2 separate regions of the Homo sapiens genome follow, and region 1 is linked to region 2. Evidence: chromatin loops called from intact Hi-C (ENCODE). Cell type or tissue: ascending aorta. All regions are shown on one strand. Each heading gives the region's core, and the rest is flanking DNA. Links, peaks and the distances in the headings are about the cores only. Region 1 overlaps SLC9B1 (solute carrier family 9 member B1). Region 2 overlaps NFKB1-AS1 (NFKB1 antisense RNA 1).

Evidence for each region. A loop is a pair of places that touch in the nucleus more often than their neighbours do. Peaks named below come from ENCODE experiments on the same cell type or tissue, not always from the same donor. Only the 100,000 strongest peaks of a DNase experiment are listed, where the experiment ranks them.
Region 1: a loop joins it to region 2, with 14 times the contacts of the local background. A loop is called at or near these places in 92 of 110 quality-filtered maps.

Annotation. Positions count from the first base shown.
Region 1 is chr4:103,003,582-103,014,510 of GRCh38, reverse strand. The region is part of intron 1 of SLC9B1 (solute carrier family 9 member B1); the gene reads left to right. Among named protein-coding and RNA genes, the nearest start is that of SLC9B1, 11 kb to the left of the region's middle. In ascending aorta, for the core only: a CTCF peak has its summit at 5,191 (motif pointing right); DNase peaks (open chromatin) are centred at 2,910 and 2,943; H3K27ac peaks cover 2,495 bases.
Region 2 is chr4:102,446,027-102,456,955 of GRCh38, reverse strand. It overlaps NFKB1-AS1 (NFKB1 antisense RNA 1), which reads left to right. Exons shown (of 5, transcript NR_136202.1): 2 at 6,889-7,025. Among named protein-coding and RNA genes, the nearest start is that of NFKB1, 50 kb to the left of the region's middle. RefSeq lists an enhancer at 9,405-9,484. In ascending aorta, for the core only: a CTCF peak has its summit at 6,993 (motif pointing left); a DNase peak (open chromatin) is centred at 6,996.

The DNA of each region.
Region 1 (10,929 bases), core at 1,358-9,357, 560 kb before region 2:
GCTTCTACAATACTCTATATTTACCACATTCTGTATACAGAGGAGAATACAGTATCTGTAATATAATGGGCTCTCAATGAATATTTGTCAAATTTAAAAATGATGACAGTTAAACAAGGATTAAAATAGTGGGGTGGATGCTGTGATAAGCATTGGATGCCATGATAAGGATGCATGTTGAAGGTAGCGTCAGGAAATCTTCTGGAAGAAATGACTTCTAAATTGATGAAGCGTTAGCTGGATGAAAAGCAAGAGTGTTGGTGTTGGAAGGCAGCGTACAGAATGCATAAAGTTTTGGAGATGTGAGACATGGCAAGTTTGAAGAACAAAAATTTAGTATGGCTAAAGTTTAGAGTGTCAAGTGATGAATGAGAAGGTAGGCAGGGTCAAGGTTAGAGCCTTATTCAAAGGACCCTATAAGCTGAATGTAAGGAGTTTTAACATTTTTCTTCTATGGGAAGTCATTGAGGAATATTAAGAAGGTTGTTGCCATAATCAAGCTTACATTTAAGAATATTGTTCTGCATTGTGAAAATTACATTGAGGAGGAACAAGACTGGATGTGGGGAAAAGTTGGAAAGCCATTACGGTGTTTAGGTGGGGAAATGCTTATGGCCTGGACTGGACTAGTGACAATTTATCTGGAAAGAAATGAATAAAATTTTTAAACATTCAGTAACTTGTCTTAACATGATTTAGTAATTCACTTGATTTTAGCAGATAAAGAAAAGCAGCGAGAAAGAATGACTTCTCAGTTTCTGTTTTGAGCAACTAGGTCGATGGTGGCTTCATTCTCTGAGATAGGAAATTATCCAGAGAAGGAATAACTTTGGTGGGGAAAGATCTTGAGTTTGTGCATATACTAACTTAAGATGCTTGTAAGACAAGTAGAGATATTCAATAAGTAATTAGATATACTAAATAGAATCTTGAGAGCTTTTCTAGTTCAAATTCCTCAGCATATTAGTTAGAATTGTAGCCATAATAGTAGAATAGATGTTGAGAAATGTATATAGAGTGAGAAGAGAATAGGGCATAGAGAAGAATTCTGAGGAAGCCCAATATTTAAAGGATGAATAGGGGAAAGAAACCACTAACAAAGACAAAGAAAGGACACCAGAGAGGTAAGGATGGTAGAGCAAATAACAAAATGATGTGAGAATTCAAAAGGGGAAAAACACATCCAGTTTATGTAGTGTGCATTGCAGGAAGCTTTATTTAGAATAATCAATGGATATTTACAAAGAGGTTCAGTGGGAAGATGTTCCAACCAAATAAAGGCATGGAGTGCAGTTAACAGTTTGACTGAAATGTTGGGTCAAAAGAAAGAACCAGAAAGAAAGCTGGTGAGACAGTTTGATTCCATGTATAGCAAACCTTGGATTCTGGGTAAGTTTTTGGTAGCTTTGTCTATAGTTGAGAAAAACCATTGTGTTTGGTGCTAAGAGAAAGAAAAGAATATAAAACATGCCTGGAATGGTTTATGCTATGGTTTGACTGTTTATGTCTCTTCCAAAATTCATGCTGAAACTTAATCTCCAATGCAACAATATTAAGAGGTGAGGCCTTTAGGAAATGGTTAGGTCATGAGGGATCTGCCCTCATGAATGTATTATAAAAGTCCTTACAAGAGGCCTGGGGACAGCTAGCTAGGACTTTTTTGCCTTTACATGCCTTCCACCATGTGAGGACACAATGTTCATTCCCTTCAGAGAATACAATGTTCAAGGCACCCTTTTGGAAGCAGAGACCTCACCAGACACTGAACCTGACTGAACCTTAATCTTGGATTTCCCAGCCTCCAGAATTGTGAGAAAGTAGGTTTCTGTTATTTATAGATTACTCAGTCTCAAGTATTTTGGCATAGCAGCAGGAATGGGCTAAGAAATTGTTACTAAGAAGTGGAGTGTTCCTATAACAAATGCCTATTATTGTAAAAGCAGCTTTGTAGCTAGTAGTGAATAAAAGCTAGAACAGTTGTGAAGTGCCTCCTAGAAAAAGTCTAGATTACCATGAACAGAGCATTAAGGGCAATTCTGATGAAGGTTCAGAAGACGAGGAGAGCTGTATAAAGAGCCTTCATGTTCTTAGAGATTATCTAAGTTAATCATGATCAGAAGGCTGGTAGAAATGTGGAGAGTAAAGACCATTCTGATGAGTTCTTCAGTGGAAATAAAGAATGTCTTACTAGAAACTGGAGGAAAGGTCATCCTTGTTATAAAGTAGCAAAGAACTTGGCTGAATTCCACCTGTGTCCTAATGCTTTGTGAAAGGCAGAACCTGTGAGCAATGAAATAGGATATTTAGGGGAAGAAATACCTAAACAAAATGCTGAGGGTGCTACATGCTTCTCTTGACTGTTTATGATACTGGACAAAAAGAGAAAAATTAATTCAAGATGGAATTTATAATCAAAAAGGAAGCAGAACTTAAAGAATTGGAAATTTTTCAGCCTAACCAGGTTGTAAAGACTGAGTTCAGGAGAGAATACCAAGAATATGGCCAAGTGCATGTTTGATAAGCAGATTAGTATGGATGGAAGGAAGCCAGATGTTATTCATCAAGTCAGTGGAGGAGTGGCCCTGAAGGTATTTCAGAGATCTTTGAGGCTACCACTCTTATCACAGGCTCAGAGTGCCAGGGCCTTCAGGGCAGAACAGTTTCAAGGGAGGGGCCCAGGGTGTCCATGGGAACTCAGGGCTTGCTGCCTAGGGCCACGTCAACTTTCTGCTCCACACATGTGGCTCAGCATTCCTTAGCCACACCAGCTGTGGCTCAAGCAGGCCCAGGTGCAGTGTCAGAGAGTATAAACAGTAAACCTTGGTGGTGCCCATGTGGTGCTAAGTCTGTAGTCATGGCTATCTCCGCATAGATTTCAAAGGAGGTCACAGAGAACCTTGGGGCCCAGGCACAGAACTGCCAGAGGTGTGAGGTCAGCACAGAGAGTCACCACTAGGGCAGTGCCTACAAGAGCTGTGGAGTCAGGGATACCGCAGAGAGCCCCCATAAGAGCAATGCCTAGTGGAGCTATGGGGGCAGAGCCACCACCAAGACTGTAGGCCACTAGAGATACCAGTGTGCAATTCCTGCCTGGGAGAGCGACAGGCATGTGATGCCAACATGTGAGAACTGGTGCATGGTCTGCTCCCCCTAAAGCCATGCAGGCAAGGCTCCCAGGAGACATGGGGGCTCAACCCCTTCCCCATTGTATGCAGAAGGCAGGACATGGAGTCAAAGAAGATTATTCTCAAGTCTCAAGATTTAATGTTGTTTGCCTTGCTGGGTTTGGGACTTACTTGGAACTTATTACCCCTTTCTCCTTTTCTATTTCCTCCCTTTTGAAAAGGGAATATCTATCTTTCCTCTGTCTGTCCCACTATTGTATTTTAGAATGATATAACTTGCTTGATATCATAGGCTTACAGCTGGAGAGCAATTTGCCTCAGGATGAATCAAACCTTGAGTCTCACCCATATCTGATTTAGATGAGACTCTGGACTCTGGACTTTTGAGTTGGTATCGGAAACAGTTAAGACTTTTGGAGCTACTGGGATGGAACAAGTGTGTTTTATATGTGAGAAAGACATGAATTTGTTGTGGGGGAAGGGGCAAAATGCTATGGTTTGAATGTTTGTGTCCCTCCAATTTCATGTTGAAACTTAATCCCCAATGCAACAGTATTAAGAGCTGGGGCCTTTAGGAGGTGACTAGGTCATGAGGGCTCTGCCCTCATAAATGGATTAATGCCCTTATAAAATAAGTGGAGGGAGCTAGCTAGCCCCTTTTCGCCCTTCTGTCTCTTCCAACATGTAAAGATACAGCATTTATTTCCTCCAGAAGATGCAGCATTCAAGGCACCATTTTGGAAGCAGAGATCTGAGCTTTTACCAGATGCCAAATCTGTCAGCACTTTGATCTTGGATTTTCCAGCCTCCAGAACTGTGACAAAATAAATTTTTGTTATTTATAAATTACCCAATCTTGAGGATTTTGTTAAAGCAACACAAATAGACTAAGACACTACTATGGTTTGAATGTTTGTCCCCTCCAAAACTCATGTTGATTGTAACAGTATCAAGAGGTGGGACCTTTAAGAGGTTATTAGGCCTTGAGGGCTGTGCCCACATGGGTGAGGTTAATTTCATTATAAAAGGACAAGTTCTGCCACCCATTTGCGTCCCTTACCCTTATACCTTCTGCCATGTGAGGAGGACATAGACTCCCTCCCCTCCAGAGAATGGAACAAGAAGGCCCTCTCAAGATGCTGGGGTGCCTTGATCTTGAACTTCTCAGCCTCCAGAACTATGAGAAAGAAATTTTTTTCATTATAAATTATCCAATCTGTGGTATTCTGTTACAGCATACAAAATGACCTAAGACAGACACCGTGTCACTTTATTGTGGCAACAAGATCTAGGCACCCGAAAACGGTTTAAAATCAAGGTACTATCTGACTAATGAGATCAAATCCTAAATACTATTAGGAATTTTAACAATGACAGTCAATTTGAATTATAGTAGTAGAAGTTTAGCCCAGATTTGTATTGTCCTGATTAAATAATAATACTAGGTAGTCATTATCTTAAAAAAAATACTGACCTAGTTTGAATGCCTTTTATAAAGAGTATTCTGTTATGCATGCATGTAGGTCTCAAATTCATTTGTTCAGAAAGATGTATACTGTGGTTGTTTATAATTGTGTTAATCTTTTATCTGACCTCAAGAAGAGTTCTTTGTTTGAAAGGCAGCAATAGTTCCAAAGATTCCAAAGCAATACATACTCACAACTGTTGATGCATATGTTTTACCTAACATTAATTGAATAAGTATGTGTTAAATGCCTACTACATGTCAGCAATGCATAGTAGATAAGAGAATAGACTATATTTAAACACACTGGAATTGAAAATCCCAGCTTTGCCACTCTCAGTGGAAGGAAAAGAGCTGCAGTCTCATTTAGAATAATTTATACTGAATTCCATATACATTATGATTTTTAAAGGAAATTTCAGTTCTTATTTAGCCAATTATTAATGCTGTTGTCAAATTTAATTGGCATACCTTTCTTTAGAGGAGAGAGGTGAGGAATTATTTAAAAGTATTTAGCTGGGCTACAAAGTAAATCATCCACATTTAGAAGAGTACAAGTTGGCCATAAAGTTTTGCTGAATGATCTGTGATATGTAGTCACTAGATGTCACTGTTGCACAACATTGCTCCAAAAGCATAAACCCATAGTATTGTGTATGGACACACCAAGGAAAGACAAGTTGTTTATATTAAGTGATACATATGCACATACATGGTATTTAAGAAATGAAGTTCCCAAGAAGTACGTATTGCTATTCTTTCAGCCTATTTCTTGGTATGCCCCTCAGATAATAGAATCATAGACTTAAAACTGTTAAAGCCTGGCCAGGCGCAGTGGCTCACACCTGTAATCCCAGTACTTTGGGAGGCCAAGGTGGGCGGATCACGAGGTCAGGAGATCAAAACCATCCTGGCTAACACGGTGAAACCCGTCTCTACTAAAAATACAAAAAATTAGCCAGACGTGGTGGCACGCGCCCGTAGTCCCAGCTGCTCGGGAGACTGAGGCAGGAGAATCGCTTGAACCCGGGAGGCGGAGGTTGCCGTGAGTCGAGATTGCGCCACTGCACTCCCGCCTGGGCTACAGAGCGAGACTCCGTCTCAAAAAAAAAAAAAAAAAAAAGAAACTGTTAAAGCCCTTAGATCATCTAAGATCCTCACTCCCTACGTCACTTTATAGGTTTGGAATCGAGCAGAGAGATGAAATGACAAGAAATTTACTCAATATGATGTATCAGGGTCAGGTGCGATGTCTCATGCCTGTAATCCCAGCACTTTGGAAGGCTGAGGCTGGCGGACCACTTGAGATCAGGAGTTTTAGACCATTCTGGCCACCATGGTGAAACCCCATCTCTTCCAAAAAATAAAAAAACTAGACGGACACAGTGACTCACGTCGGTAGTCCCAGCTACTCGGGAGGCGGAGGTTGCAGTGAACCCAGATCGCACCACTGCACTCCATCCTGGGCGGTGAGATTCTGTCAAAAAAAAAAAAAAAAGTAGCAAATGAAAAACAGAGAACTTAGATTGCCCAGTTCTTTTTACAATACCACACTGTGTCCATTATTAATATATAATCAAACAGACATTCTAAAAAACCAAGGTGAAAATGGAACTTCTAAATCCATCAAAATTTTTCACTATTTTGAAAGCAAAGCCTAGCAATATAACAGCAGTACAGACTTCTAATAAGTTTTAAATACCATAGCTTTTGCTATAAGTTGTACAAACATCTCACTTAATTCCCATAATAGCAAGATATGTATATATGTGTGTTTATGTATGTACTTATATCTACCTCATTCCGAAAAGGATTTTAAGAAGCTTATTGAAATAAGTAAAGCATAAAAATTTTTTAAACTGAGCTGATCATTTATATGTAAGACACTGGAATATAAACCAGTAAGAAGTCTTATTTTTGTTAGTACAAAAAGCAGGCCATAATTTCTAATAAACTTATCCAGTCAACTCATATTTGGGTGTCTGTCCTCAAATGTGATTCTGCTTTCCCTAGCTGTGAATATGAAGAAAAACAGATAGTACTATGCCCAATAAAAGCTGATGAGATTTGGGAGGCCAAGGCAGGAGGATCACTTGAGCCCAGGAGTTCAAGACCAGCCTGGGCAACATAGGGAGACCCCGTCCCTACAAAAAATTAACCAGACATGACATGTCTGTAGTCCCAGCTACTTGGGAGGCTGAGGTGGGAGGATCACTTGAGCTGGGGAGTTGGAGACTGCAGTGAGCCATGATCACACCACCGCACTCCAGCCTGGGTGACAGACAGAGTGAGAACCCATCTCTCCAGAAAAAAAAAAAAAAAAAAAAAAGATGACAAGAGATTGTAAATTACCCAAGATCATACAACCAGTATATTTCTGATTTCAAGGCTGTTATGCATTTATAGTGATGCCAAGATACTGTAGCATGAAATGTTTTTCCCTTTGTGTCATATCTGATTTCTTTCAGCAGTGTTTTGTAATTCTCATTGTAGAGATCCTTCACTTCCCTGGTTAGCTGTATTCCTAGGGTATTTTCTTTTTGTGGCTGTTGTATATGGAATCTTGTTCTTGATTTGGCTCACAGCTTGGACTTGTTGGTGTATAGAAATGCTACTGATTTTGGTACATTGATTTTGTATCCTGAAAATTTTCTGTAGTTTTTTATATCTAGGAGCTTTTGGGCAGAGACTATGGGGTTTTCTAGGTGTAGAATCATATCATCTACAGACAGAGATTGTTTGACTTCCTCTCTTCCTACTTGGATGCCTTTTCTTTCTTTCTCCTGCCTGATTGTTCTGGCTAGAACTTCCAGTATTATGTTGAATAGGAGTGTTGAAAGAGGGCATCCTCGACTTGCTCTGGTTTTCAAGGGTAATACTTCCAGCTTTTGCCTGTTCAGTGTGATGTTGGCTATGGGTTTGTCATAAACGACATTATTTTAAGATATATTCCTTCATGCCTATTTGTTGAAGGCTTTTAACATGAAGTTATGCTGAATTTTATTAAAAGCCATTTCTGTATCGAGATTATTATATGGTTTTGGGGTTTAGTTCTAATTATGTGATGAATCACAATTATTGGTACATATGTTGAACCAACTTTGCATGCCAGGGATAAAGTCTACTTGATCGTGATGGATTAGCTTTTTCATGTGCTGCTGAATTCCATTTGCTAGTATTTTGCTGAGGATTTTTGCATCAGTGTTCATCAAGGATATTGGCCTTTTTCTTTTTTATTGTGTCTCTGCCAGGTTTGGGTATCAGGATGATGCTATCCTCATAGAATGACTTGGGGAGTTCTTCCTCTTCAATTTTTTGGAATATTTTCAGTAGGAATGCTACCAGGTCTTCGTTATATATCTGGCAGAATTTGGCTGTGAATCATTCTGGTCCTGGGCTTTTTCTAGTTGGTAACCTTTTTATTACTGATTCAATTTCAGAATTCATTATTTGTCTGTTCAGGATTTTAATTTCTTCCTGGTTCAATCTTGGGAGGTTGTACGTTTCCAGAAATTTACCCATTTCTTGTAGTTATTCTAATTTGTTTGCATAGAGGTGTTCATAATAGTCTGAGGATTTTTTGTATTTCTCTGGGGTAATGTCCCTTTGTCATTTCCAATTGTGTTTATTGGGATGTTCTCTCTTTTTTTCTTTGTTAGTCTAGCTGTGGTCTTATTTATTCTTTCAAATAATCTTATTTGTTCTTATTTATAATCTTATTTATTCTTTAAATAATCTTATTTATTCTTTCAAAAAACCAACTCCTGGATTCCTTGATCTTTTTGTATTGCTTGTCATGTCCCAATTTCATTCAGTTCAGGTGTAATTTTGGTTATTTCTTTTCTTCTGCTAACCTTGGGGTTGGTTTGCTCTTGTTTTTCTATTTCTTCTAGCCGTAAGGATAGGTTGTTAATTTGAGATCTTTCTAACTTTTATATGGGGGCATTTAGTGCTATAAACTTTTCTCTTAGCATGCTTTAGCCCTGTCTCAGAGATTCTGTTATATTGTATCTTTGTTCTCAATAGTTTCAAAGAATTTCTTAATTTCTGACTTAATTTTATTGTTTACCCAAAAGTCATTCAGGAAACAGGTTGCTTAATTTCTATGTAACTCTATGGTTTTGAGAGTTCTTTTTAGTATTTATTTCTATTGTTACTGCACTGTGGTCTAAGAGTGTGGTTCAGTTTTTTTAAATTTGCTGAGAATTGTTTTATGGCTGATCATGTGGCCAATTTACAGTATGTGCCATGTGCAGATGAGAATAATGTATATTCTATTGTTTTGGGGTGGCAAGTTGTGTAAAAGTCTGTTAGGTTCATTGATCAAGTGTTGAGTGCAGGTCCCAAATATCTTTGTCAGTTTTCTGCCTCAGTGATCTGTCTAGTACTGTCAATGGGATGTTTAAACTTCCCACTGCTTGTATGTGGTTATCTAAGTTTCTTCATAGGTCTTTAAGAACTTATTTTATGAATCTGTTTGCTTCTGTGGTGGGTTCATATATATATTTAGGGTAGTTAGGTCTTCTTGTTGAACTGAACCCTTTACCATTATGTAATGTCCTTCTTTGTCATCTTTTTTCATCACTGTTTGTTTAAAGTCTGTTTTGTCTGAAATTAGAACAGTAACCCCTGCTTTTTTCTGGTTTTTTTTTTTTTTTTAATTTGCTTGGTAGATTTTTCTCTATTCCTTTACTTTGAGCTTATAGTTATCATTGCATGTGAGATGAGTCTTTTGAAGACAGTATATTGTTGGGTCTTGCTTCTTTATCCAACTTGCCATTCTGTGCCTTTTAATTGGGGCATTTGGCTCATTTACATTCAAAGTTGATACTTTGATATATGCAAATTTAATTCTGTCATCATGTTGCTAGCTGTTTATTATGAAGATTTGATTGTGTAGTTTCTACTTTATAGTGTCAATGGTCTATGTATTTAAGTGTGTTTTTGTGGTGGCTGGTAACAGTCTTTAATTTCTATGTTTAGCACTCCCTTCAGGACCTCTTGTAAGGCACATCTGGTGGTAACAAATTCCCTTAGCATTTGTTTGTCTGAAAGGATCTTATTTCTCCTCTGCTTATGAAGCCTCTTTTAACTAGATAAGAAATTCTTGGTTGAAATTTCTTTTCTTTAAGAATGCTGAATATAGGCCCCTCAATCTTTTCTGGCTTGTAGAGTTTCTGCTGAAAGGTCCACTCTTAGCCTAATGGGGTTCCATTTGTAGATGACCTGCCTCTTTTCTCTAGCTGCCTTTAATGCTTTTTTCTTTCATTTCGACCTTGGAGAATCTGATTGCTTTGTGTTTTGGGGATGGTCATTGTGTATAGTATCTCACAAGGGTTCTCTGCATTTCTTGAATTTGAATATTGGCATCTCTAGCAAGATTGGGGAAATTTTCATGGATGATATCCTCAAATATGTTTTCCACATTACTTACTCTTTCTCCCTCTCTTTCTGGGACATAGATGAGTTGTAGATTTGTTCTCTTTACATAATCCCATATTTCTCAGAGGTGTTTATTCTTTTTGTTCTTTTTTCTTTATTTTTGTCTGACAGTTGTTTCAAAGAAATGGTCTTCAAGCTCTGAGATTATTTCCTGAGCTTGGTCTATTCTGCTGTTAATACTTGTGGTTGTATTATGAAATTCTTGTAGTGAGTTTCTTAGTTCTATCAGATCAGTTTGGTTCTCTCTTAAATGGCCATTTCATTTTTAAGTTCCTATATCATTTTATTGTATTCCTTAGAATCCTTGCATTGGGGTTCAACTTTCTCCTGAATGTCAATGTTCATTTCTATCCATATTCTGAATTATATGTCTGTCATTTCAGCCTGGTTAAGAATCATTGCTGAGGAACAACTACATTCATATGGAGGTAAGAAGATACTCGGGCATCTTGAGTTGCCAGAGTTCTTGTGCTGGTTATTTCTCATCTGTGTGGGCTCATGTTCCTTCAACATTTAAGTTGTTGTCCTATAGATGGGGCTTTTTGCTTTTATCTTCTTTGATGCCCTTGGGGGTTTGGTTGTGGTATAAGGTGGGTTCAGTTGGCTGGCTTCATTTCTGGAAGATTTTAAGGGGTCAAGGCTCAGCTGAGCTCTCCTCAGCTGTGTGCTGTAGCTCTGGGGGGCTGAAACCAGGCCCCTAGCTCTGTTCTCTGGCCCCTCAAGGTTAGGAACCTGCTGTGCTGCAGGAGCCAAGGTATTCCTAGTCCACTGCCACAGTACTCCAATGGGGAATTACCCCCATTGGAGTGCTTCACTGGGGTAGTGGCAAGAGGATCTTTGCATGCTCACACATGCCAGCTGCCTCAGCAGTGCAAAAGGGTGCATGTGTGTCAGCTG
Region 2 (10,929 bases), core at 2,228-10,227:
GGCCCCAGAGTGCCTGTGCCTTTGGGTGGTGTGACATCTCAGTGTCACCTTGTTTGGACTGATGATGCTCAAGCTCTGAAAACCAGACTAGATGATGGATGTCTTGGCAGATGCCTATGTGGATGGCCGACATTGAAGAGCAGACCTGCTTCCTTCCTTGGCACTAGGTAAACAACCTTAATTAAAGAAGAGAAGAATTGAGCCCCAAATTCCACTTCTGGTGGAAAAGGGACTTGAAATAGATATTAAATTGATTTGTAGAAAAATAAACTAGGCTGTATTTCTGCTGCGTTATGATTGAATGTATCCTCCAAATTTGATGTGTTGGAAAGTTAATACCCAATGTGGCACTATTAAAAGGTGAGGACTTTAAGAGGTGATGGGATCATGAGTGCTCTGCCTTCAGTAATGAATCAATCCATTAATGGAACAACAGATTAAAGGGTTAATGGATTAATGGTGGCTATACAAGAAAAGAGAGACCTGAGCTAGCACAACCAGTCTCCTTGCCATGTGATGCCCTGTGGCCTCAATTCAGGAATCTTCAGAGTCCCCACCGGCGCAAAGGCTCTCACCAGATTTGGTCCCTCACCCTGAGACATCTCAGCCTCCATAACTGTACAAAATGCTTTTCTTTTATTTATAAGTTACTCATTCTAGGTATTCTATAAGCAACAGAAAATGGACTAAAACAGAAAATTGGTAGTGAAAAGTGAGGTGTTGCTGATAACAAATACCTGAAAATGTGGAAGCTGCTTGGGAACTGGGTAATGGACAGGGGCTGGAAGAATTTGGAAAAATAGGCTAGAAAAAAGCCTAGATTCTGGTGAAGCCTTAGAGGATAAGAAGACTAGGGAAAGTTTGGAAGTCCTTAGAGGTTGGTGAAGTGGTCATGACCAGAATGTTGATAGCAATGTTGACAGCAAAGGCCATGCTAATGAGACCTCAGATGGAAATGAGGAATAAGGTGTTGGGAACTGGAACACAGGTCACCCTTGCTACACCATAGCAAAGAACTCAGCTGCGTGGCCACACCCTAGGGCTTTGTGAAAAGCCGTCAACTTAAAAGTGACAGAATAGAATATCCCATAGAAGAAATTTCTAAGCGGCAAAGTGTTCAGGCTGCTGTGTGGTTACTTCTAACTGCCAGTGGTAAACTTCCAGAGAAAAGGGAAACAGTGGAAAAATTTGGAAATTTATCAGCCTGACCATGTGAAATAGCATTTTCAGGAGAGGAATCCAAGAGTATGGCCTAGAGAGACCATCTGCTAAGGAGATTGGTACAGACAGCAGAAATCATCAAGAGAATGGAAGAAAGACCCAGAAGGCATTTCAGAGATCTTCGGGGCTGCCCCTCCCATCGCAGGCTTGCAGGCCTGGGAGGGCAGAGTAGTACTGGGATACAGGTCCAGGGAGGGCTCCCTGCAGGTTTGTAGTAGGCTCCTTGCCTCTGACTCTGCGCCCCACACCAGGCACAGCTGAGCTGCAGCTGCAGAAGTTATAAACCTTGGCAGAGTCCACGTGGTACTAATTCTGCAGGCTTGCAGACAGCAAGAGCTATAAATGTTTGGCAGCCTCTACCCAGATTTCAGAGAATGTTATGGAAATCCTGGGGACCTAAGCAGAGACTTGTTACAGGGGCTGGAACCACCACAGAGAGACCCCAGTAGGCAACGCGCAGCTGAAATGTGGGGTTGAGGCACCGCAGAGAGTCCCCACCAGGGCAATGCCTAGTGGAGCCATGGTCACTGCAGAGAGTCCTCACTAGGATAAAGCCTAGTGGAGCTCTGGGACCAAGACTGCCACCATGACCTCAGAACTGTGAAGTCACCAGCAGTATGCAACATCTACTTAGGAAAGCTTCAGGCACTGGACTCCAATCCAAAGGAGCAGCGGCTGCACCCAGCAAAGCCATAGGAGTGCAGCTTCCTGAGGCCTTGAGGGCCCAACTCCTGCTCCAGCGTGTCCAGGAGGCAGTGTGTGAACTCAAAAGAGATTATTCTCCAGCTCTAAGATACAATGTCTGTCCTGCTGGGTTTTGGATTTGCTTGGGGCCTGTTATTCTTTTCTTTTTGCCTATTTCTCCCGTTTGGAATGGGAATGTTTGCCTTAATCCTATACTACCATTGTGTAGACTGTAGGCTTTGGGCTTTTGAGTTGGTGCTGCACCAAGTTAGGATTTGGGGGCTATAAGGATGGAGTGGGTGTATTTTGCATGTGAAAAAGAAATGAATTTGGGGGGCTGGGGTGGAATGCTAGGGCTTGAATGTTCCCCAGATTTCATGTGTTGGAAACTTAATTTTCAATGTATAATTTTCTATATTTATATATATTTTTTCTTTGAAAATTACTCTGTTTCAGTTATTCTATTATAAGCAACAGAAAAGAGACTAAGATATGCTGCATTCGAGTTTGTGACTAAAATTTAAACTCACTCTACTTCCTATTAACATTTGTGGGATGTGGTCAAAGGAGCTTGGGAAAGCAGAACTTTACTTTAACTCCAATTCCCCACCCCCAGCATTTCAGTCTTTGTCATGTAACAGGGCTTATGGAGCTGGTATAATATTTATTTTTAAAAGAAATATATCAATTTCATATCAAGTTTTTTTGGCTTTTGCATTCAGTTTAATAACTGTATTATAATATTTACAATATAATCTTGCTCTTCTGGCTATTCTAGCTCCTTTTCTTCCCAGGGCCTAGGAGAACTTTCCTTTTACTGACGTAAAACTTTATGGTCTAAACTGACTTACATGACTGTTCATTGTCTTGCTACAAAATCTTATATTTGGATGCAACTGTTGGTGATACCCCAGTTCTTCTTTTTCTTCTTCTTCTTTTTTATTTTGAGACAGGGTCTCGGTTTGTTGCTCAGGCTGTAGTGCAGCGGCCCCATCATGGCTCACTGTAGCCTCAACCTCCTGGGGGCAAGTGATCCTCCTGCCTCAGCCCCTCCCTGCTCCCCTTCCTGAAGTAGCTTAGACTACAGACATATGCATCACCATGCCTGGCTAATTTTTGTTTTGTCTTAGAGATAGGGTTTTGCCATGTTGGCCAGGCTGATCTTGAATTCCTGGGGCCAAACAATCTGCCCAGCTAGGCCTCCTAAAGCGATGGGATTACAAGCATGCACCACCATGACCTTTCCAGTTCTTTTTGCATTTATTTTGTAACCCAGGCAAGTAATTACTTAGGGAAGACTAAGTGAAAGTCATGTGTCTCAAAAAAGAATGAGGAAAACACATTGATAATTTAAAAATGCAATTGCCTGCTTACATAAATTATATATTGAAGTCTATGAATACATTTCCTCCCAAGTATATGTATTTTTATGTCCAACTTTTGGGCTCCCTCCCTCACTTGTGGTCTGAATTGTGGTGGAGGGTATTAGATACCTATTTTTATGTGTTTGAGGAATGTGTAAGTGTTCAGTGCCTACATTTTGAAGATAAGTGAAATTAATCGATTTACCAAATAGATGATGAGTTGAAGTATGTTTCCATCTTCTTCAGGACTGCCTGTATGGCTCAGGATGTGGAAGAAATTGCTAAATAGTCTATCCATCTCCCTTGACACCATCTTTAGTGAAAATTCCACCCCAAATTTGGCATAAAGTCTTCTGAGTTACAGAACTATTGCCAGTTTAAAAAAAATGACATTCATAGGTATTTTAATGGAAAGTTGGAGAGAAGCAACTTAGGCAAATCTAACCTGCTTCCTAAAAAGTCCCTAAAAAAAAAATCTCTCTTTAATTTCCTATTGTTACCAAATGTATTTTTCTCCCCTTGATTTCTAATAACTGACATAAGCAGGTTTTGCTTGCACTTCATGTTGCCACAAAATTGTATTATTCCATTTTTTTCTCTTGCTTTTCCAAATATTTGTGCCACCCTAAGCATTTTCTCCTTTTTCCAAGCTATACAGATTCATAGATATTGGTATCTTTTCTTAAGCCCGCTGTAGTTAAACCTGCATCATATTGAGCCAGATAGAATCTCATGAAACAGTCATATCAAACAATGAAACATATGGCTATATGCAATTCATAGTTTATTCTTATTTTTAGCAATATAGACTTTTTTTGCCTAAAAAGAAGGAAGACATCAAAAGCAAATATTTAAAAATTCTTATGTAAAGTATACATAGTAATCATCTATATGGATGTAGCAAATAACATTCTTAAAATTACAAATGTTTTTGATTGAATTCTTTAAATTTTCCCATCTGTCATATAAAAATGTTGGATTATATTATCTCTATGTACCTTTTCTAGCTCTAAATTTCCCATTTGAAACCTTAGTATTAGTAGAATTTGGTGGATTTTTTGAAAGCGGTTTGGGTCACAACATTACACATATTCTTTCCTAGGAAAGAATATGTGACAATTAACAAGTCTATTCTTCAGAATTTTGAATCATACCAAGCCACACATGATTCATTGTTCATCTTTTAGTTTACTGTAGATGAAGAATTCACAAGATTTTAAAAAAATGAATACATTATCCCAGAATAAATTTTGGTTTCTGAAGTTTTGATATCTGTTCTAATAATGAAAATAGTACACTGATCATGAGGTAGAATTTTATAGAAAAGGATAGTAGGGCTTTTAATGTATATATTCTCAAGTCTTAAAAGTGTATCTCAACAGGATAAATGCAGATCAACTTTTTAAAAAAAACTAAAAAAGAGTTTCTTTTATCTAATGTGTCCTAATTCATAATTTAAAAATAGTGATGCATATGTTGAATATCTTTCTAAGTAGGAATATAGGTAAAGAGACTGATTGATGATAAGGCGGGAAGCCTTTAAAACTGAACACTGAGCGGGGCTGTGGCAACTAGAATAATCACATTCATTGTGATTCTTATTCTTAGACTGAACTCTTAGAAAGGGCACTTCATTCCTGATTATCTGGCTGCCAGGTTCATCTGCTATGATTTCCGAGACATTTATGGCTGTTATATTTGTAATGATTTTCCTATGACAAAAGTATGAGAAGCAAAAATTGCACTGCTATTGGTTAGTGAAATAACAGCTGCCCCTGAGCAAATCTTTCTCAGCAGTGGGAATGGGTTAAAAAATGGAAATAGGACGGGCGTGGTGGCTCACGCCTGTAATCCCAGCACTTTGGGAGGCCGAGGTGGGCGGATCACGAGGTCAGGAGATCAAGACCATCCCGGCTAAAACGGTGAAACCCCGTCTCTATTAAAAATACAAAAAATTAGCCGGGCGTAGTGGTGGGCGCCTGTAGTCCCAGCTACTCGGGAGGCTGAGGCAGGAGAATGGCGTGAACCCGGGAGGCGGAGCCTGCAGTGAGCAGAGATTGTGCGGCTGCACTCCAGCCTGGGTGACAGAGCGAGACTCTGTCTCAGAAAAAAAAAAAAAAAAAGAAAGAAAGAAATATTTACTGAGTTTTCATACTCTGTAGTTGGCACCATACCAAACCCTTAGCAAATATAATGATGTGTGAAGGAAATTGTTTATAGAGACAGTTCTGGAACTACACTTTAGTCATATGCCTCTCAGTTAAAATCCAGGCTCTCCTTTGTCTTTCTCACTCTGTTCTTTGAAGATGCAGATAAGTTCTGTATATTCCCACTACTGAAGATTTTTTTTAAAAACTTTTATTTTAGGTTCAGGGGTACATGTGCAAGTTTCTTTTATAGATAAATTATGTGTCACAGGAGTTTGGTGTACAGATTATTTCATCACCCAGGTAATAAACATAGTACCTGATCCTTACCCTCCTCCCATCCTCCACCCTCAAGTAGGCCCCAGTGTCTATTGTTCCTTTCTTTGTGTCTATATTTAATCAACACTTAATTCCCACTTATAAGTGAGAACATGTGGTATTTGGTTTTCTGTTCCTGTGTTAGTTTGCTTAGGATACTGGCTTCCAGCTCCATCTAAGTTGCTGCAAAGGACATGGTCACGTTCTTTTTTATGGCTCTATAGTACTCCATAGTGTATATGTAGTACATTTTCTTTATGCAATCCACCGTTGATGGGCACTTAGGTTGATTCCATGTTTTTGCCCTTGTGAATAGTGCTATGAAGAACATATGCGTGCATGTGTCTTCATGGTAGAACAATTTATTTAACATATTCCTTTGGGTATATACTCAATAATGGGATTGCTGGGTCGAATGGCAATTCTGTTTTAAGTTATTTGAGAAATCGTCAAACTGCTTTCCACAATGTCCAAACTAATTTACATTCCCACCAAGAGTGTATAAACATTCCCTTTTCCCTGCAACCTCACTAGCATCTGTTATTTTTTGACTTTTTATCAATAGCCATTCTGACTGGTGTGTGATGGTATCTCATTGTGGTTTTGATTTGCATTTCTGTAATGATAAGTGATGTTGAGCATTTTTTCATATCCTTGTTGATCACAAGTATGTCTTTCGAAGTGTCTGTTCATGTCCTTTACCCACGTTTTAAAATGGAGTTGTTTGGTTTTTTTGCTTAAATTCCTTATAGATTCTGGATATTAGACCTTTTTCAGATGCATAGTTTGCAAATATTTTATCCCATTCCGTAGGTTGTCTGTTTATTCTGTTGATAGTTTCTTTTGCTGTTCAGAAGCACTTTATTTTAATTAGGTCCCATTTGTCAATTTTTGTTTTTGTTGCAATTGCTTTGGCGTCTTCATCATGAAATCTTTGCCGGATCCTATATCCGGAATAGTATTTCCTAGGTTATCTTCCAGGGTTTTTGTAGTTTTAGGTTTTTTAAGTCTTTAAATCCACCTTGAGTTAATTTTTGTATATGGCTACCCAAGATTTTAAGATTTAATAGAACACCAATGACACCAGATTTATTTTGCTTTCAAGTATAATATTGTGTTATAATATTGTCCCAATGCCTTTTTAATCCGAACAGACTCCTGCCACCTTATGCTTGTCACCAACCCTTCTCCTCCAAATCTGATACACCAGACTTTCTGAGAACCTGTGCTTTAATGAGTAAACTCACACAGCTGCAACAAATGCTGCCACCTCCTGGCATCTTTTAAAAAGGTAAAATCTGGTAAGCAAAGACTTGGTTCAGATGCTCTTTGTGAATATACATGGCCCTTCATGTACTTATTCTCCCTTCTTGCTGAGAGTTATCCATTTTTGGGGAAGCAAAATAATCTTGAGTAGGTCATCTGTTCTCTTAGTATGTCTAACCTGTTAGGATTTTGAAACTTTCTGGTGATTCTGTTTTGCCATTTAATATGCAGCAGGGCGGTAGTTCATGCTCATGAGGAAAAAAAAAGATGAACTCTTTGATGAGTATAAGTTTTTCTACTATCTGTACTATACATACAAATTTGAGGCAGAAGCCATGACATTCACCTGGAGAACTTGGCCACACTAAGCCAAAATTAAATGAAACATTTCTTGCCACTTTCCTATTTGCTTTAATTTTAATTGAAATGACCCAGTAACATTTGCAATAAGGTAGCTAGCTGCTGGTAAACTATGCCATGCATATGAAAACCTTTAAAATTTTATTACTAGTTCATATAAAATAGAGCAATGCTAATTCACTGGATTAAATTGCCAATTATTTTTAAAGTGTAAACAGGCCAGGCGCGGTGGCTCACGCCTGTAATCCCAGCACTTTGGGAGGCCAAGGCAGGTGGATCACGAGGTCAGGAGTTCAAGACCAGCCTGGCCAAGATGGCGAAACCCTGTCTCTACTAAAAATACAAAAATTAGCCGGGCGCGGTGGCAGGTGCCTGTAATCCCAGCTACTTGGGAGGCTGAAGCAGGAGAATTACTTGAACCTGGGCGGTGGAGGTTGCAGTGAGCCGAGATTACACCACTACACTCCAGCCTGGGCAGTAGAGTGAGATTTCATCTAAAAAAAAAAAAGTGTAAACAATCTGAATTGAGGCATTCTTAAAAATGTTACATCAAGAAAAACTTAACACGAGAAGCATGATTGATACATTTTGAATTGTGAATGACAAAAGTTCTTGTAAGCCCTGTGCTTATTACTTGCTTGAAAGAACAGTCGAAAGTAGATTGATCAAGGGTAGTTTTTTTTTTTTTTTTTTTTTTTTTTTTTTAAGACAGGGTCTCACTCTGTCATCCAGGCTGGAGTGCAGTGGCGCAATCTCAGCTCACTGCAACCTCCACCTTCTGGGCTCCAGTGATCCTCCCACCTCAGCCTCTTGAGTAGCTGGGACCACGGGAGCATGGCACCATGCCTGGCTAATTTTTGTATTTTTTTGTAGATATGGGGTTTTACCATGTTGTCCAGGCTGGACTCGAACTCCTTAGCTCAAGCGATCTGCTTACCTCAGCCTCCCAAGTGTACTTTTTGCTTTAGTTACTGTTGAATGTTTAGTACCCGCCATAAGGCCTAGCATATAGTAAGCTCAATGATGTTGATTGAATGAACAATTAATTCCTAACTCTTCTTCACATTAATTTATGAAATGGTGTTTAAACTTAACAGTGGATATAACCTTTACAATAAGCAAATGTGTTTTTGCTGGTCAAAGTGTGGTTCAGGGGTCAGCAGCATTGGCATCACCAAGGAGCTTGTGAGATTTACTGAATCTCAGGCTCTACCCCAGAAGTACTGAATCAGAATCTGCATTTTAATAAGATCCCCAGGTGATTCATATGCACGTTAGAGTCTCGGAAGCATGGCTTTAAAGGACATAAGCTGCCATTGTTATTTCCATTTTCCATGTAGCTATAGAATTTATTGTCCCATAGATTTCTGTTTTCCTAAATAAAATTATTCTGTGACCAGACTTCTCACTACTTTCTGACTGAGTCTATGCAAAATAAATTTTTCACATCTTTGTTTCCTTCTTTCTTTTCTAAGGTTGCTCAGGCTTAGAAACTGTGTGAATTCCTACTCCTGAGCTGTGAATCAGGGGGCTTTTTTTTTTTTGGAGACGGAGTTTTTGCTCTTGTTGCACAGGGTGGAGTGCAATGGTGTGGTCTCAGCTCACTGCAACCTCCGCCTCCTGGGTTCAAACAACTCTCCTGTCTCAGCCTCCTGAGTAGCTGGGATTACAGGCGCCTGCCACCACACCTGGCTAATTTTTTGTGTTTTTAGTAGAGATGGGGTTTCATCATGTTGGCCAGGCTGGACTTGAACTCCTGACCTCAGGTGATCCACCCGCTTCGGCCTCACAAATGGCATGGTGGCTCACGCCTGTAATCAGAGGGCTTTTTATAAAGGAAACTCCCTTCTAGGGGTCCTTGATTAAAAACTTTTTAAATGATTGAACCAGTGGTTGGCTATGAAGACATTGCTGCTTATACAGTTTTCTTCTTTAAAAGTGTGTTTGTCGCGGTGCAGACTCAGCACTTAAGGGAAGACTTCCTGCCACAAAATATTTGTAACTGCTCCTGAAAGAGAAAGCAATTATCACAGTTCAGTTAGGTCTTAAAACAAAACAAAAACAAACGTTTTACTGAGATCACCCATGTGTAAATTTATGAAGGGGTTGGATCACTTGTTAATTTTATTTTTATCTGCTTTTCACTTAATTGTTGTTAACTCAACAGCATATTTTTTATTAGAACATTTTGGCTATTTTTAACGTGCCGAAAGTTATTAAGATTTTTAGTACAGAAAAGCACTTACTGTGGTTGTTAATTATTCTACTCATCGTAATGAGATGCTTACCTAAAGTAGGTATCTTCAAAGTCAACTCTCGCATCCAAAGCACTGGGCTTGTGCAGCGTGTGTACCAGCTGCGGGGGAACTGCAGGTATGCCTGGGATCAGATGATTCTTTGCCTGAGGAGAGGTCCATATATAGGCCTTGAGGCTAATGGCAAGAGAAAGAAAATGCATTTGGAAAAAATAAACTGCCACCACAGGTGCAAGCCTCCATCTTGATACTTTTCACTCTTTGTAGAAATTGTTTGCTAGAAGGTTGTAAAAAGTCACGGAAAAAGCCTGGGAGTTTGGACTCAGACAGATTCAGGTTCTGTGACATCATGAGTACTCTCAGAACGCCATTCTTTTTTTTTTTTTTTTTTTTTTTTTTTTAGTAGTAAGAGTTTTGAGCCTTGGTATATTTATTATCTTGTGGTTATTATTTTGTGGTATATTTATTTACTGGTTTATTATTTTCTTTTCTTATGAAAATATAACTAGTGAGGACAAGTGACTTTTTGGTTTATATGCCTGTGTCTAGCATACTGCCTTGCATGTACTAAGTGGTCACTGTAGATGACTGCATAAATGAACTGGTGTTTAGGTGTGTACTAATAGTTCAGGCACTACATGTTAATTCATTCTCATGGTATCCTTGTAATGTAACAATAATTAACACTTACTGTTACAGACAATGTTCTAGATTCTCAGTGCTTTACATTTATTAACTCATCTGATGGTTTTAACAACCATTTGATGCTTGAAAGTAGGTATTAGTGTTATAATTTTCATTTGCTGATGAGGAAACTGAGGAACAAAAAGGTGAAGTAAGTTGCCCAAGTTAACACCCATAGACAAGTAAGCTAGATTTTGAACCAGGTGGTTTGGCTTCAATATCTATGTCCTTAACCACCCATATAGAGTGGTTCATCAGTGTTCCCTTTTGTGGGTAAGGAAGTCAAGGTTTAAATAATTCTCCATAATCACACTTTTGAAAGTTGGCAAAGCAGGGAACTGGGCCTGGGATACCCATGTACAGGCTAGAGTTCTTTCCATGATATCACAGTTCTAGACATTTCATTATGATCCTGGAGACATAGATTTCCAAGGAGAGACAATGTGTGTCTCCATTGCCAAAAAGGTCAAGAACACTCATCATGAGAGGTATAGTAAAAACAAAATAAAATTTCCCTATACTTCAGCAAGGACCTTTTACATATAAGCCAGTAATATTCTTTGTAGTTCCGGTCAACACATCTTAAAAAAAATGTGTAAAGATGTTAGGGAAAGTCTAACAATTACATGG